2 separate regions of the Homo sapiens genome follow, and region 1 is linked to region 2. Evidence: chromatin contacts called from ENCODE Hi-C or POLR2A ChIA-PET data. All regions are on one chromosome and are shown on one strand. Each heading gives the region's core, a stretch centred on a gene start or an enhancer-like site at or near the end of the contact. The rest is flanking DNA. Distances are from core to core; before and after follow the strand shown.

Region 1 (6,478 bases), core at 2,994-5,493, 68 kb after region 2:
GAACATTGTATGAGGCAGAAAAGCAAGTCTTAGAAAATTCATACAGCATGAGCCCATTCATACACAGTTGAGAAATGTAAAACTAAACAAAACTAAATGTAAAATGAAACAATATGTTTCTTAGTTTAAAAGTTAAATGAAAATTAAGTTAAATTGGCTTGTCAGAAATGCTAAATTTGGAGGCTGTAGCCCAGAGGTACTGAAATAGAATCTGCATTTTAATAAGACCCCTAGGTGATTTTTTATTTTATTTTATTTTATTTTATTTTTTTCTGAGACAGAGTCTCACTCTGTTGTCTAGGCTGGATGGAGGACAGGGGCACCATCTTGGCTCACTGCAATCTCAACCTCCTGGGCTCAAACTATTCTCCCACCTCAGCCTCCCTAGTAGCTGGGACTACAGGTGCAAGCCACCACACCCAGCTAATTTTTGCACTTTTTGTAGAGATGGGGTTTCACCAGGTTGCCCAGGCTGGTCTCCAACTCCTGGCCTCAAGTGATCCACCCACTTTGGCCTCCCAAAGTGTTGGGATTACAGGTGTGATCCAGTGCGCCCGGCCCTAGGTGATTCTTATGCACACTAAAGTTGATCTTTGCCAAATAGGAAAAAAAAAAAAAGTAAAATCTATGTTAAAATTTAGGTTAAAAGTTAAGTTACCAGGAGGCTGAGGCAGGGGAATCGCTTGAACCGGGAGGCGGAGGTTGCAGTGAGCTGAGATTGCACCACTGCTCTCCAGCCTGAGGACAGAGCGAGACTCGGTCTCAAAAAAAAAAAAAAAAAAAAATTAAGTTACAATTAAATCCATCATGTTGTTAAAATCATGAAGAGCAAGGGAAAAATAAACATAAAATTCAGGATGTGAGTTAATGGGGGGCAGGGATGGAGGACAAGAAGGGGACTTCAAAGACGATGATGAAGTGCACCTTCACCAGAACCTGCATGTGGTGCATGGTGTTCATCATATCATGAGTCTGTGCAACATACATACCAATATTCTTTTGTATCTACTTAAGTTTAATACACACAATTTTTAAAAAGGGGTTAGAGTGAGGGTTGGCCAATGTGGGAAGGCTGTGTGGGGGAAATAGGATCTGAGGCTGGCCAGGAAGGGTGGGGAAGTTTGGTGTTTGCGGAGCAGACACCGGCTCTCTCTGGCCAGAGAAGCCCTTTGTACAAGGCTGCCCATCCCAGTCCATAACTCCATTAACCCCCCCAAAACTAGCCTAGTGCCAGGGAGAAAGAGTTCCCTAGGTAGGTGGGCCTGTTTGGAGGGTGTGGGCAGGTGCCCTGGCTGCTTCCTGAGTGGCCTCAGGCCCTGTACTGGAGGTCAGCTCAGTCAGTGTCACCCAGGCCTGGGGATATTTGCTTCTATTTAGCTCCCAGTAGGTTCCCAGTTTACTGTGGGAGTGTAGTTGCTTGACGCATACAAGCAGATGTTGAGCTAGAGCCTAGGCTGCCAAGGAGCTGGTTTAGTTCAGACCACTAATTGTATAGAGGTTAAGTGACTTGCCTGCTGGAGATAGGCAGAGCCAGGTTGGTGCGACTCCAGCATTTGGTTCCTTTCATCTGTTCCACGTTGTGCAGCCTACAGAGAGATTCAAGCTTGACGGAATTTCATGATTATAATTTACCCCAAAAAAGCTGTTTATAAAAAATGCATGTGATCATTTGTAAAAAATTTAGAAAATACAGATGATTAGAAACAAGAAAAAAAAATTGCGTATAATTCTTGCTTTTATTTTATTTTTAAACATTTAATTAATTAATTAATTATTATTATTATTTTGAGATAGAGTCTTGCTCTGTCATCCAGGCTGGAGTACAGTGGCACCATCTTGGCTCACTGCAACCTTGGCATCTCGGGTTCAAGCGATTCTCCTGCATCAGCCTCCCAAGTAGCTGGGATTATAGGCACCTGCCACCATGACCAGCTAATTTTTGTATTTTTAGTAGGGACAGGGTTTCGCCCTGTTGGCCGGGCTGGTCTTGATCTCCTGACCTGAAGTGATCCACCCGTCTCGGCCTCCCAAAGTGCTGGGATTACCGCATGAACCACCGCACCTCGCCTAATTCTTGTTTTAAAATACCCACTGTTAACATTTTAGTGTATTTCCTCCCAGTCTTTTTTCTATGCATTTAAGAAAATTACAATTAGATTAGGTGTTAAAGATGTGAATGATACCGCTTTCTCTCTTTATATATACTTTTCTCTGCTTTCTACTATTGTTTCGTACTTTCTGTCATTTGAATATGCCATATTAAATATGTTGAAATTATCTTTGCTAAGGAGTCAACATTAGCAAGAATAAAGTGGGAAATGTTCATTTATTCCTGAAGAGTTTAGCAAAGATCATATATTCGAGTCATTAATTCTTGCTTCTTAACTGCTTGAAAATCAACCCGCGTATAGGAGCCCTTCATCAGTCAACACTCTCATGGCACTTATTTCTGGTAGGGGCCGGGAAACAGATGGGAAAGACAACTTCCTAGGAGCTCTGGTCTTGGAGCGAGGGAGGTTCATGAAAATTATACCTATGTTCAATTGTGGCCAATAAAATAAAGAAAATCAAGTGTGAATGGTTTCCTTGATCAGGGCTTGCTTCTGAAGGGCAGAGCTGATAACGTCCTCACTTTGAGCAAAAGCCACAAAGTAGTTATCTTTCCTTACGCCTTTAGTTTTTGTTTAAAGGTTCATTACGAACTTTAGCAGTGAAAAAAAGTGTGGCAACTGGGTCATTCTGACCTAGAAGCAACCAAAATACTTCTGATTGCCGCAGCAGACAATGATGAATCATACCTAAACAAGTTTGCTGCCTTTTCATTTCTGTGGGTCGTAATCAGACTCATTGTTTTGTAGCCAGTGAGACATTTGCAGCAGCATGTTTGGGTCTGTGGGAGGAGGGAGGCTTGCAGATCTTCCCAGCGATGTGTGTGCTTGTCCCCACTAGCGCAGTGGAAACAGTGTTCTTGTTATCCAGGTTTAAGCCCTGTTAGGGATATGGCTTGTCCATTGTCATCGTGATGATACTGCTTAAAGATATCCTTTGTTGAGCACCTGCCATATGGCAGACGGTGTAAAAGGTGCTTTACGGTCCTGGTGTCATGGAAAGCCTTCCAACAACCTTATGATAGAGGTATTATTATCTTCATTTTGCCAAGAAAACTGAGGCTCTGGGAAGTTAAGTCAGTCACATAGCCAGTAGATACCAGGCACCCATAAATGTTTGTTGAGTGAATGAATAAATGAAGGAATGAATGGCAACTCCAAACTAATGGGAGAGAAATGCAAGAAGAGAGAGACTGATCAACATGAGACAAAAAACTTGGTGCTACAAGTTAAGAGGTTTTGCACATCCCAATTATTCATTTTTGCAATTTTTAAGCTCCACTTTCAAATAGAGACGGGGATTGGGATGGGATTTCAATGCAGGCGAATAACACAAGACAGATGGAGGAATATGTTTATGATCAGCAAAGAGATCACTCATCTTGAAAAAAACAGATAAATGGGAAAACACTGAAGTGCCAGCCACAGTACTAAATACTCTACTACATTATCTCATTTAATCCTCACAAAGTCAGCTTTGAAGTCAGCACTGTTATCTCTGTTTATGGCTGAGGAAACTGGAGCTCAGGGAGTGAGGGAGGCTGTCCAAGGTCACACAGCTCCGGTGGGTGAGGGGGCAGGGACTGGACCCAGGCACACCCAGCTCCACAGCGTCCCTGAGACTCTGTAAACAGAAGCCGGGAACAACAATTTCATTATTTATGCTTGAATTTAATTTTGTGTTTGATGGAGGAAAAAATGGATGATACACAGATTGCTACCAACAAAACCCAACAATTGGTTCTTTGAGATTCTAGCTTAGTGCAGGGAGAAAGGCAAGCCGGTGATGAACGTTTTGGGGTAGCCAGAAACAATGAACTAGGGGTGACTGGTGTGAAATTCAGTTGTGTGGACCATATTTTCTAAACTAGAATCTGCACACCATGCTCTCCCGCCATGTTCTCCCCTAGGAGAAAATTGTAGCTTGCAGGCAGAAATGTAAACACATAATCAATTCTACTATAACTTGATATATGTGTTCCTAAAAATTATTGCACCATGCAAGATTGGGCAATAAAAACCGCAGGGTTTATGACGAATACAGGCTTAGGGCAACAGCTCTCAAAAACTTCATCAATGACACATTTTTTAAAAAGATAAAAACCTAATAAAAAGGGCAGCACCGTTTTACACATGCTAAATGGTTAAGAGATACATAAATACTGCAGTAGAGATGGGATTTTACCTCAAAGTGCAAAGGTAAATGAAATAAAGTTTTTTCAATGGAAGGCTTGCAGCTCTTGAGGACCTGCCAAATGGAAGAAGGACAGAGACCTGGAGCCCTATGGAAAGTTCTGACACCATGTGTGGAAGGACATGGCTTTTAACACGTGTGGTGACTGGAGGTAGGTGGTAGGTGCTTGAGGCTGGTGTGTGTGCGCCTTTTGTATATTCTCAAGCAGCTGGGGTCAGTTGGGCACCATTTTTCTGAACTTACTTTTGTGTTTCTTGCAGAGGAAATCACCAGGCACACACAAAACCCACAAGGTATTCAAATTGTTCTGTAATATGTCAATCTGTCCGTACAAATTTGCAGTTTCAAAACAAGCGTTATAGCTGAACTGACTGTATGTGGGAACATCACTGCAACTCTTGCTGACCCTGTGTGCTGAAGTGGGGAGCGTGCGGCTTTCATACCCCCAGCCTTTCTGCACAGCTCTTCAGTTTACCTGGGGGCCCCTCAGCAGTAAAGCCAGATCAACAGGCTCACCCGTGAGAGCTCCTCTTGTGTGATTGTTGAGTGGCTCAGTGATTGGGTTGGTTGGGAAACAGAGTGTGGCCCTCAGTCTTCCTGAGGATGGTAATTAGAGGGGGATGTGTGCTTCTTCTTCACATATACCTGGTTGTTCTCTGATTGCTTTGGTGTCTTTTCTTCTGTTTCTTCTCCTGGATGTTGTTTTCATGTTTCCTTCCTTAAGTGCTACATGACCCTTGGATTTTCATGTGTGTTTAAGAGTGAGGCAGAGAAGGTTGACTGGGAGTGTTGTGTCCACAGGGGGCGCTGGTGTCTGGCAGGTGTCACTTTTGGGGTGCTCAGGACAGAATCAGCTGGCATTCTGGAGGCCTCTGAATGCCAGACTGTGCGTTAGCGGCTCTAGTTCTTGTTGGTTGATTCAATTTGTATCAGAAGAGCTTTCGGTATTTTTTGCCTGGGGTGAACGCCTGGCTCCTGGGAGATCTGCATGTGGCCCTGGGGTGGGAGGTAGAGGAGCTACCTGCTCTGTAGACAGGATTTCACAGAAGACCCCTGGTCCCAGCGCTGCTGTGCACTCCTCCCAACACTTGTCTGGCGTATCTGAGTCTCTGCATTTCCTCAGGGCCAGTTGGTCCCCCCAGGTATGCACCCTTCTCCTGTGTCAGCTCCACATTCCCTCTCTAGTCTGGCTTCTGGAAGTTTATGAAACCTGAACCTCTAGTTAGCTAATGGCATCCCTTCCATCTTTTCATCACTGTGGCTTAAAATACCTCACCCCACTTATTTATTTATTTATTTATTTATTTTTAATTCAGTATCTTTTGAAGGTCATCTCAGGAAGGGCCAGGTACCATGTTGAATTAGAAGTTAATTCTCATACCATAATCTAAATGTCTGTTTCCATTAAACAGCATTTTTACAAGGAAAGGACTTTACTCTTCGAGTTTCCAGTGCCTGGCACACAGGATGACACTTAAAAAATAATAATAAATAAATAATAGAGAAATAAGGTGTGTGTTGATTGAAATACATTGATTGAGTTCTTTGGTTACTTCTAGGTCTGAGAGTCTAGGATTCGGTGATTCAAGGGGAGAGGCTGAGGAAAGTCTTTAACTAGATGGGAAGGCTTGGGTCCTTGGGTTTTCACGAGTATAGAAAAAGGTTGCATTAGCCCCACTTACATGATTTGTTTTATCTTCCCCACTTCCTGACCGTGCCCACTAAATCTCTGAAATCTCTGGGCTGTCTACATTTTGCCTGGATATGGATGTCGGAATTGTTCATCTTCTTTCTTCTTGCTGCCCTGAACTCTTTTTTTTTTCCCTGTAAAATGCAAACACTACCTTGTAAATAAACTCTTATCAGATACCTTCTATTTCCTAGGCACTGTGATTGGCCAAGGGCGTACATCTGCATGTTCTCTGCTCTCCTGGGGATCCCAGGCAGCAGGGGAGAGAGGGAAGCACACAGATTAACCATGGTCCTGGGAGACCACCGCAAGCCTGGAGCATACACAGGAGTGGTGGGGACACAAAGAGAATGCCCAGCTCAGTTTCGGGAGGTCAGAACCACCACACAATTGAAGAGATGCTTGAACTGGGTCTTGAGGGATGAGGCAGCGGGAACACAGCATGTGCAGAGTCGGAGGTGTGACAGGATACGGAGGCACTGCTTG
Region 2 (6,306 bases), core at 3,372-5,871:
ACGGGGTTTCACCACATTAGCCAGGCTGGTCTCGAAATCCGGACCTCAGGTGATCCACCCGCCTCAGCCTCCCGAAGTGCTGGGATTACAGGCATGAGCCACCATGACTGGCCAAGAGTTCAACTTCCATTGTAATTTGGCCAGTTACATGATGAAGGCTTGTGTTTGATTTTCAGCAATTTCAGCCCCATGGCTACAGGATAGAAGATTCTAACCCAGGGCACACTTAGAAACTTTTAGGTCATTTATGTGGAACTCCAGCCATGAAACTGAATCCCTGAGCTCATCCTTTTCTTTCATCACTTTGTCCAAAGACAATAGGAGCAACCAACCAATGTCATTATAATCCTTGTTTTCCCAAAAATATTTGAAAATATCACATATAGCGTCACTAAATTCTTTGCCTCTTATAAGCAGTGAATTAGAATAAAAAGGCATTTATTTTGCATATCTATAAACAGTTTGTGTCATGGACTTCCAGTGCTCTCTCTACTATTAGAAGTAGAGCTCTTGGCATTTTTAGATTCTAATCAGATTAAAGAATCAATTCCAAAAACCCCAATTAAGGAAACTCATCTTTAATATTCTGTTTCCCAGAACCATTCCTGGTACCAAAATCTGTGTTAGTATTGGTCTGTCTCTCTGGAGAGCCCTGACCAATAGAGTAATAAATTCAATTCTGGATATAGAGTAGTCCACCCTTATCCCTGGGAGCTACATTCCAAGACCCCCAGTGGATGCCTAAAACCGCAAACAGTACCAATCTCTATATATACTATTTTTTCGTATACATACATACATGTGATAACATTTAATTTATAGATCGGGCATAGTAAGAGATTAACAGCTAATAATAAAATACAACAATTATAGCAATAAACTACAATGAAAGTTATGTGAATGTGGTCTCTCTCTCAAAATATCTTATACTGTAGATCTTAGCGACCTCAGAATAAGATTTTTTTTCTTTCCTTACTAAGTCAAGAACTTAGATCTTTTCACTTAAAGGAAGCACTTCATCAATTCTCTTCAGCATACTGGAAGCACTACTGGAAGCATACTGGAAGCACTACTTTTGTGCTTTGGGGCCATTACTGAGAAAATAAGGGCTACTTAACACAAGCACCGTGACAGTTGGTCTGAGAATCAAGAAACAGCTACTAAGCGACTAAGGGCAGGGCGCAGTGACAGCATGGGAACTCTGGACAAAGGAAGATTCAGGTGCTGGGTGGTACTGGACAGCTCAAGATTTCATGACACTACTGAGAATGGCAAGCAGTTTAAAACTAATGAATTATTTCTGGAATTTTCATTTTAATAGTTTGGGGGACCACAGGTTAACTGAAATAAAGAAAAGTGAAACCTCAGATGAGAGGGGACTAATAGGAGTTTGAAACCTAAGTAGGAAGGTCTAGTAGACAGCTGGAAAACCCTGAAGGAGATTTATAGATTTGGGAATTATGACATGGTAACTGAAAATACCAGAACTGTATGTCTAAGATTTCAAGGGATGTATCTGCTGATACTACATGCAAACTAAGTGGTTTTTCCACAGTGAGCTTAGAGTTTTTATCACGTTCTCAAATATTAAGACCACCAATACAGATGGTACCAATATACAGCTGACCCTCAAACAACACAGGTTTGAATTGTGTGGGTCCACTTAGAGACCAATTTTCTTTACCCGCTGCCACCCCTTAGAGAGCAAAACCAGCTCCTCCTCTTACTCTTGTTCATCAGCCCACTTAGTGTGAAGACAAGGATGAAGACCTTTACGATGACCTAATTCCCCCGAAGGAGTAGGATTTTCTCTTATTTATGATTTTCTTAATAACATTTTCTTTTCTTTAGCTACTTTACTATAAGAAAACAGTAACTAATACATATAAATACAAAATATGTGTCAATTAACTGTTTACGGTATCAGTAAGGCTTCCAGCAAACAGTAAAGTTTTGGGGGAATCAAAGTTATATTCAGATTTTGAATTTCATGGGATTTGGTGCCCCAATCCCTGAGTCGTTCAATGATCAAATGTAGATGGTAACAGAAGTCATGGGAGGAGTGAATGAACTCCCCTAAGAAGAATGTGTAGAGACGGTAGAAGAGAACCCTGAATAATACCAACATGTGGCCAGCTGCAGAGGCTCACGCCTGTAATCCCAGCACTTTGGGGAGCTGAGGTGAGAGGACTGCTTGAGCCCAGGAGTTCAAGACCAGCCTGGGCCCCATAGGAAGACTCCCATCTCTAAAAATAAAAATAATTAGCCAGGTGTGGTGGCATGTGCCTGTGGTCTCAGCTACTTGGGAGTTGGAGGCAGAAGGATCACTTGAGCCTGGGAGGTAAGGCTGCAGTGAGCCATGATGTGCCACTGCACTCCAGCCAGGGTGACAGAGTGAGATCCTGCACCGGGGGGGGGGACAAAAACAAAAACAGAAAAACAAATCAACATGAAGGAATGGGAAGAGGATGAGGACAAGGAGAAGCCAGAGAAGCAGATGGAGCATCAAACGTCAAGGAAGCTCAAGGGAGGGTTTCTAACACGAGTGTTGTAGTCAAAACTACAACAGCTGCTGGAATTGACGAGCTTGTCGGTGACCTTGGTTAGAATGGTCTTACAAGTGTGCTTAGGATAGGGGTCCCCAGCAGTGGGTTGGCTGGTAATAAGAGGCCATCAAGTGGAAACAGTGAGTGTAAATAACCTTTTCAAGAAGTTTAGCTGTGAAAGCACTTTGGGAGGCTGAGGCGGGTGGATCACGAGGTCAGGAGATTGAGACCATCCTGGCTTACACGGTGAAACCCCATCTCTACTAAAAATACAAAAAAAAATTAGCCGTGCGTGGTGGCGGGTGCCTGTAGTCCCAGCTACTCAGGAGGCTGAGGCAGGAAAATGGCGTGAACTCGGGAGGCGGAGCTTGCAGTGAACCGAGATCAGGCCACTGCACTCCAGCCTGGGTGACAGAGCAAGACTTCGTCACCAAAAAAAAAAAAAAAAAAAAAAAGTTTAGCTGTGAAGAGGAAGAGAGACAGTAGATGGGAGGGGATATGGAATCAAGGGAGAGATCTTTTAAGATGGGGATGGATTTAGAATGCGGTTTTAGTAGTCAAGAATTTATCATCTGGAGTTAGACATTTGGAGCTTCAACCCAAGTTTCTACACTTATTATCCAGCCACAGGCAAGCCGGCGTTACATGCATCTCCAAGTCTGTTTTGGCAACCGTGAAACAAGAATAATAATCTTTTAGTATTATAAAACACTGCTGTGAGAAATGAGAAATTAAATGAGGCAATAATCACAAACTATTTGGTAGGGGAACCAGGCATAATGACTTGGGAAAATGTTTAATTACTACTAGTTATAGAAAGAAAGCAGCAGAGAAATTGAAAATACGGGGAGAGGTCGGGCTCGGTGGATCACCTGAGGTCGTCAGGAGTTCGAGACCAGCCTGGCCAACACGGCGAAATCCCGTCTCTACTAAAAATACAAAATTAGCTGGGTGTGGTGGCGCATGCCTGTGATCCCAGCTACATGGGAGGCTGAAGCAGGAGAATCTCTTGAACCTGGGAGGTGGGGGTTGCAGTGAGCTGAGATTGCGCCATTGCACTCCAGCCTGGGGAACAAAAGTAAAACTCAATCTCAAAAAAAAAAAAAAAAAAGAAAAAAAAGAAAGAAAAGAAAAAGAAAATGCATTTGTTGAGGGCCCTGATAACCGCGGGGAATACAGCATCTGGTCCTGAACAAGAGAAGAAATCAGCCTTTGCAGGAAAGGGAGCCAAATTTCCTAACCATTTTCTCTGTCAAACAGGTGGGGAGATAATTTGATGAATGGGAGCTGTGGCGTGGGAAATATAAAGCGTGGACAAGGTTTTAAACGGCTGCAGTAGAGCAGAAGGATGGGAGAGGAGGCAGAAAAACAAATGATAGGTTGCAGAGATACAGCTAGAGTCCATAGAAGGAGATAAACATGGACTCTCTAATGCAAAGTTGAGCAATTTTCTCCAACAGTGCTCTGAAGTTCCGATGTAAAAGCCTAGAAGACTGATACCACGTCTGTGAGCAGATGCTGAAAGCAGAAGGCGGGAGAGCGCAGTTCGCAGCACGTGATGGGCAGCGCCTGGCCCAGGGGGAGCAGACGACCCAGACGACGGCCAGCGGGGTTGGCGGCGGCGCGGGGAGGAGGGGGCCGGATTTGGGAGACCACCGCCCGTCCCCGTCCCGTCCCGGAGCTTACCAGCAGGCCCTCCACGTTGATGGGGTCTCGGCACCGACGGCGAACCGTCTCCTCCGTCGGGTCCAGGAGGAGACTGGGTAACTTCCTCGCCGGCCGCTGCTGACTCATGCTGCCCGGCCGGGCGTCCTGCTCCCCTCGCACCCCACGAGCTCTCCCGCCCTCTCGCGCTCAGCTCGAGCACCGCCCCCCACGCGCCGATTTCCAAGGGCCCAGCACCTAAGGGGTCCGCGGCTTCCTCCGAGGCGCCGCCCGGCTAGGCCGTCCCGCCCGCCAGTAAACGCGGCACGGCCTCACGTGCCCGGGAGCTCCCGACGCAGACGGAAAAAGAGGAGGGAGACCCGCGGATCTCAAGTCGCCCGGCCCGCCATCTTCCCGCATGCGCAGTACACCGCCCCCCTCTGCGCATGCCCGCCGCTGCCGGAGCGCTCCCACGCACCGATCCTCTCCCGGCGGCTGCCGCCCGGGAAACCCGGACCGCGGAATCCACGGAGAGGCTGGCAAAGGAAAAGGAAGAGGTGGAGCCGAATTCCAGAGGAAGGGAACAGGGGTGAGAGAAAAGAGGCAACCGGGAAAACCCAGCGGTCGCCTGGAATTCTCGACGGTGATAACTGAAAGTTCTGAGGTGATAACTGAAAGTTCTGAGCCGCAGAGATGTTCATTTATTCCTTTTTTTTATTTTAATTTTTTTTTTGGTCGCCCAGGCTGGAGTGCAGTGGCGTGGTCAGGGCTCACTGCAGCCTTGAATTCCCGGGCTCAAGCGATCCTCCACCTCAGCCTCCCAAGTAGCTGGGACTACATGCGCGCGCCACTGTGCCTGGCTAATTTTTAATTTTAATTTTAGTAGAGACAGGGTCTCAGTATATTGCCCCGGCTGGTCCTGAACTCTGGGGCTCAAGCCGTCCTCCCACCTTGGCCTCTCAAGTGCTGGGATTATAGGCGTGAGCTACCACACCCAGCCTTCATTTATTCGTGAGCTCTGTTAGCGCATCTTACAGGCAGGTCAGTGTTGATGCTTAGTAAATGTGAGCAACCACACCATTGTGGAATCGTTTTACCTCTGCCTGCCCGCCTGCCTGCCTGCCTGCCTTCCTTCCTTCCTTCCTTCCTTCCTTCCTTCCTCCTTCCTGTTTGACGAATGAGTTATCGTTGACCTATAGTGTCAGATATTGGGGTGGGCACAGGCGATACTTATTCGTTTGAATATGCCACGGGTTCAACCTCCAATTTCAGTGGGGACAGATAAGTAAACAGAGCATGTTAATTTAGCTGGAGCCAGAAGGTGTGTTTTCAAGTCCTGGCTGCCTCTACGTATAAACTAGAAGACCTTATTAAGCCAGTTACTTAATCTGTCTGTGCCTCAGTTTCCTTATTTGGAAAATGCAAATAATGACAATACTTACCTGATAAGGTTGTTGTGAGGATTAAATGGATTAATGGATACAGGTTGCTGTGATTAGAACAGAGGCCAGCACATGTTTGAAATAAAAAGGCAACACACCGTGGTATGTACAGAGTTGGAGGGAAACAACTGGTTAGACTGGGGGTTTCTACACAGCCTGAGGTGGGCGAGGTGAGGCAGGGAAAAATCCCCGAAGAAGCTGGTTCCCCACTAGACTGTGAGGTCAGAGGCCTTCTCTAATCTTTTTTTTTTTTTTTCTGTCACCCAGGCTGGAGGGCAGTGTCACGGTCATAATTCACTGTAGCGTCAAACTCCTGGCCTCAAGTGATCTCCCAGCTAAGACTCCCAAGTAGCTGAGAGTACAGGTGCATGCCACCATGCCTGGCTAATTTTTTTTTATGTTTTATTTTATTTTATTTTTTGAACTCCTTACCTTAAGCAATCCTCCTGCCTCAGCCTCCCAAGGTGCTGGAGTTATAGGCGTGAGACACCCATGCCTGGCTTCTAATCTTTGTATCTCTATCATCTAGCAAAGTGTCTGGCAAATAAAACATGCTCTATTAATGTTTGCTAAATAAACGATGAGAAAAAAAGAGAACGTAGCGGAGGTCTCGAGAAGACTGCATATTGTTGCAGAATGGAGAATTTCCCAGAGCCGTTAGAAATGGCCATTTG

Evidence for each region. A loop is a pair of places that touch in the nucleus more often than their neighbours do. ChIA-PET counts read pairs that join two places held with the same protein, here RNA polymerase II (POLR2A). Pooled maps may share reads with other maps.
Region 1: POLR2A ChIA-PET joins it to region 2 with 5 read pairs in OCI-LY7. The contact joins the promoter of GREB1 here to the promoter of E2F6 in region 2. A Hi-C loop is called at or near these places in 2 of 168 maps with a recorded cell type or tissue (HepG2 and K562) and 3 of 50 pooled maps. POLR2A ChIA-PET finds 5 or more read pairs at or near these places in 7 of 52 experiments (AG04449, Caco-2, HepG2 and 4 more).

What each region holds. Positions count from the first base shown.
Region 1 is chr2:11,529,802-11,536,279 of GRCh38, forward strand. GREB1 (growth regulating estrogen receptor binding 1) reads left to right here and starts at 4,244. Exons shown (of 33, transcript NM_014668.4): 1 at 4,244-4,453.
Region 2 is chr2:11,461,540-11,467,845 of GRCh38, forward strand. E2F6 (E2F transcription factor 6) reads right to left here and starts at 4,622. Exons shown (of 7, transcript NM_198256.4): 1 at 4,233-4,622. The coding sequence starts at 4,340. RefSeq lists enhancers at 3,816-4,373, 4,374-4,930, 5,358-5,437.